2 separate regions of the Homo sapiens genome follow, and region 1 is linked to region 2. Evidence: read pairs that join two places in POLR2A ChIA-PET (ENCODE). Cell type or tissue: Caco-2. All regions are shown on one strand.

What was found. ChIA-PET counts read pairs that join two places held together with the same protein. Peaks named below come from ENCODE experiments on the same cell type or tissue, not always from the same donor. Only the 100,000 strongest peaks of a DNase experiment are listed, where the experiment ranks them.
Region 1: POLR2A ChIA-PET joins it to region 2 with 5 read pairs; 3 of 35 experiments call an interaction of 5 or more read pairs at or near these places.

What each region holds. Positions count from the first base shown.
Region 1 is chr5:55,437,333-55,439,832 of GRCh38, reverse strand. All of the region lies in intron 4 of PLPP1 (phospholipid phosphatase 1), which reads left to right. Among named protein-coding and RNA genes, the nearest start is that of MIR5687, 70 kb to the left of the region's middle. RefSeq lists an enhancer at 869-1,696. In Caco-2, no CTCF peak of the experiment used is centred here; DNase peaks (open chromatin) are centred at 492 and 1,222.
Region 2 is chr5:55,563,472-55,565,971 of GRCh38, reverse strand. No RefSeq gene overlaps it. Among named protein-coding and RNA genes, the nearest start is that of PLPP1, 30 kb to the right of the region's middle. In Caco-2, no CTCF peak of the experiment used is centred here; no DNase peak of the experiment used is centred here.

The sequences.
Region 1 (2,500 bases), 130 kb after region 2:
AAGAAAATTCTCAGCTATAACATATTCCATACTTCATCATTTTCTGCTCTTCTTCCTTGACCCTTCTCAAAACACCCATTAACGTCTGTGTAATTGGTCAAATAGTAACTTGTACTGAGGGCTGTTTTGTGAAAGATTAAAATTACTATAGAGAGGATGACATTGATATAATAGAGGGCCTCAGTGGCAGGCCTGCTCAGTGGACATGCAGCCACATATGAAGGATATCAACTCGGGAAAATGATGTCAACCATAGTGTGGTAATTGGGTCAGTTTGAACCAACTGTGTTAAAAGAACAACTTTAGATAAATTTAAGGGTGTCACTGGGCAAGGAAGAAACGACTTTCAAATTGGGCAGCCCTCAGAGTCACTGCAGATTCAGAATGACTCCACTGCTTCTAAGTGGTCAGGGAGAATTTATGGACAGAAAAAGGAAAGTGAGTACAGAAAATGGAAGCGAGGTGCAGAAACTGCCGGATTGGTTACAGCTCGGCCTTGGAGCTTTATTTGAGCGTGGTTTGAATGGCTGTGAGTGGTTGAAATATGGCTGCAGGGACTGGCTGAGACTCAGCTGCTGTTACAGAAGCACATTCCTGAGTCAGGCTCCCAGTTTGCTTACTTACCAAATTAGGTTGTTCTTTGTACAGAAGAACTCAAGTATGTGAGCAGGGGGTTTTCAGGACAGATTTTAGTTTGATTTAACAGATGTAAAGTTATAATGGCAAAAAAAGAAGCCTAGATAAATAGATTTGTTGTAGACCAAGACCTTTCTGGAGAAGAAAGCAGGCCAGAGCAACCATGCACTGCATTTTACTGACTCTAGGTAGTGGAAATATTTGCTTGATGTGGATGTAGGCCCCAGCTTTTATTTCAGCCCTGAATACACAGATCCTTGCTTTTTACATTTATGTACAACTTTTTTTTTTTTTTTTAGACGGAGTCTTGCTCTCTCACCCAGGCTGGAGTGCAGTGGCGCGATCTCGGCTCACTGCAAGCTCCACCTCCCGGGTTCACGCCATTCTCCTGCCTCAGCCTCCAGAGTAGCTGGGACTACAGGCGCCCGCCACCACGCCCGGCTAATTTTTTGTATCTTTAGTAGAGACAGGGTTTTACCGTGTTAGCCAGGATGGTCCCAATCTCCTGACCTCGTGATCCGCCTGCCTCGGGCTCCCAGTGTGTTGGGATTACAGGCGTGAGCCACCGCGCCTGGCCTATGTACAACATTTAACCTCTAAGCCCCACCCCCGAATTCCTTGAGCAATGACTCATCTTGTTTCTCTGGGCACCTTGGCTTCATGAGTCAGTCTCAGATTTGGGTAGAGACGTAGTCATTTAAATCCTCTCCTAGGACAGTCTTTGATAGCCAAAACTTCTCTGTCAATTCCTGACACCCAGAAATTAACTTCTAGTTAAAAATGGCTCTTAAAACACCCTGACCATTGTTCTTCTCTGGCAGCCAGTGCAGCCCTGCACACTTAACTGTGCCAAGAGAGTGTCAGCATCAGTGAAAACCTCCCAGGCCTGCGGGAGCTCAGGGCAGGGCTGCTTTGCACATAGCCAGTTTATATGCTTAGTGACTCCCCGTGAACTTGGCTGAATGCCAGAGATTCCAAATTTATTTGATTATTCAGGAGAACAGCCATGGTATGAGTCTGTATTTTCTTTCAATACAGTGAGGAGTGTTAAAATACTTTTCCTGAGACCCTTCTATTGAGGCTGTAACCCCAGATTGTTTATATCACCGCCTGTTATGAAATTCCTGTATCTATGCTTCAGCCAGACTCTCCTCCTGCCACAAAATGCCTCTTATCTGGGCCTTGCCCCTGCCCTGTGTTTAGACAGTGCTGCCCACCTATCTAAATCCACTCAGACTCTTTCATACTATCCACTTTCCTTAAGATTCATATAATCCCTCATTTAGCATTCACTGTATACCTCCTAGCATTGTTGATACTTCGTGATGTTTTCCAAACTTGATTATTGCTGAACATTGGGCAAATGATGAACAACTCATGGCCCATAGCCTACGAACCTTGTCTGATTTTGAGGTGGGATTTAAGATCTAAATTTAGTGCCTCAGTGAATCCTAAAAATGGTGAAATTAAAACCCAAAGAAGACTAAACTGAGGCCTGCTTTCCAGTGTTCTTCTGGACAGATCTGTCATCAAATGTAGGTGGAGCAATCAATTTGGCTTGCCTGGCTAGTCATAAAAGCACTATTTCAAAATAAGTAGACCAAGGTATATTTCTTTGCATTGAGCCTGCTGTTGTTAGTCTAGTTCTGGGGTTGGTATTTTTTTTTTTTTCAGTGAAAGGTCAGATAATAAATATTTAGGCTTTGTAGGTCACATATTCTTTTTTGAAAAAACAAACAAAAAAAACTCCTTAAAAATGTTCTTAGCTTGCAAGCCAACCCCTTGACTCTAGTTTAAAATGGAAAAAAAAAAGTTCTTACTTTATTAACAATAGAATATTCAGAGGCTATGAGACAATAACAAC
Region 2 (2,500 bases):
GCCAGATTCAGTCTCAAAAAATAAAAAAATAAAAGATTATAAGTATATCATATGCAATTGTGCCCTCCACTTCAGCTAAATATATCATTTCGTGATATTACATGAACTTTGTAAGTATCATTTTAATGGCTGCATAATATCCCATTCAGTGAATTAATGCTTCTAAGTCACATGAATATGACTAATCAAGTCATTAGAACTTTTTTTTTTTGAGACGGAGTCTCGCTCTGTCACCCAGGCTGAAGTGCAGTGACACAATCTCAGCTCACTGCAACCTCTGCCTCCCAGGTTCAAGCGGTTCTCCTGCCTGCCTCCTGAGTAGCTGGGACTACAGGCGCCTGCCACCAAGCCTGGCTAATTTTTTGTATTTTTAGTAGAGGCGGGATTTCACCATGTTAGGCAGGATGGTCTCGATCTCCTGACATTGTGATCCGCCCGCCTCAGCCTCCCAAAGTGCTGGGATTACAGGCGTGAGCCACCACACCCAGCCAAGTCATTAGAACTTTACTAATCCTGCAAACAGTATACATGAGACGCTTATCCCTCACTGTTTTTAACTGGTAAAACTAGTGGCTGTGTTAAAGCCACAAAACACTAGTGGCCTTAAACACATCCTGAGTGGGACTCAATGTGGCTAAAAAATGTGTCTTGCTGGAGACAAATATCTAAGTGATTTTAAATATTGCAAAATATTTGTAAAGATAGAATAAAGATCAAAAAGGTAAAAGTAGATGAAAGGGTCACATTCCATAATTTTACCAAGAAAATAAACCAATATTTCAAAGATGAAAAATTATTTCTTGATAGCAAATTCAAATCACTTAAGCTGTATATTTCAGTGGAAAATATTTTTTAAAAAACAGCCATGTCAGACCAACAGGAGGTTTCTGACTAAAATAGTTCATTAGCAGATCAGGAAACCACAGTGTTTTCTGATCACAATGTTTGCTGATCTAGTTTCTCATCCCTTTGTTTATGCATACATTGTTCCTGGAGACATGTCTGATGACAGCTGTAAGACCATCATCATAAAAAAAAAACCTGTAGTTAAAATGCAGACTAATGAGCCTGTTTCAACATGTCTCCAAGCTGCATTAAATCACAGCTTGATCAAGAATCCACTTCTGGGCTAGGCGTGGTGGCTCATCCTATAATCCTAGCACTTTGGGAGGCCCAGGGGGGCGGATCAGTTGAAGTCAGAAGTTCAAGACCAGCCTGGCCAATATGGAGAAACCCCGTCTCAACTAAAAAATACAAAAATTAGGCCAGGCACAGTGGCCCACACCTGTAATCCCAGCACTTTGAGAGACCGAGGTGGGCGGATCACTTGAGGTCAGGAGTTCCAGACCAGCCTGGCCAACACGGTGAAACCCCGTCTCTACTAAAAATACAAAAAATTGGCTGGGAATGGTGGCTAATGCTTGTAATCCCAGCTACTCAGAAGGCTGAGGCAGGATAATCACTTGAACCCAGGAGGTGGAGGTTGCAGTGAGCTGAGATCGTGCCATTGCACTCCAGCCTGGGCAACAAGAGCGAAATTCCATCTCAAAAACAAACAAACGAAAAAAACAAAAAAACAGCTGGGTGTGGTGGCATGCACCTGTAATCCCAGCTACTCAGGAGGCTGAGGCTTGAGAATCACTGAAGCCTGAGAGACGGAGGTTGCAGTGAGTTGAAATCGCGCCACTGCACCTCAGCCTGGGCAGAGCGAGACTATGTCGAAAAGAAAAGAAAAAAAGAAGAATCTGCTTCTATCTAGGTGCAATGGCTCAGCCTGTAATCCTAGCACTTTAGAAGGCTGAGATGGGAGGATCACTTGAGTCCAGGAGTTCAAAACAAGCCTGGGTAACATAGCAAAACCCTGTCCTACTAAAAATAATTTTTAAAAAATGAGCCTGGCCTGGTGGCACATGCCTGTAGTCCCAGCTATTTGGGAGGCTGAGGCAGGAGGATTGCTTAAGCCCAGGAGGTTGAGGCTGCAGTGAGCCATGATTGTGCCATTGCACTCCAGCCTGGATGACAGAGTGAGACCCTGTCTCAAAAACAACAACAAAAACAACAACAACAAAATCTCCTTCCTAGAAACATCAAACATATTAGACCCTACAATTTGGAAGGTTGTTTTTTGCTTGTTTGTTTTTTTTTGTTGTTGTTTTTGGTTTTGTTTTTGAGACGGAGTTTCGCTTTGTTGCCCAGGCTGGAGTGCAATGCTTGAGTCACTGCAACCTCCGCCTTTCCGGTTCAAGTGATTCTCCTGCCTCAGCCTCCCAAGTAGCTGGGATTACAGGCATGTGCCACCATGCCCAGCTAATTTTGTATTTGTAATAGAGATGGGGTTTCACCATGTTGGTCAGGCTGGTCTTGAACTCCTGACCTCAGGTGATGCGCCCACCTCGGCCTCTCAAAGTGCTGGGATTACAGGCGTGAGCCACCATGCCCAGCCCATGGAAGTTTTTATTAATTTGCTCTACGTAAGGCATTGCCCAGAATATGGGATTGT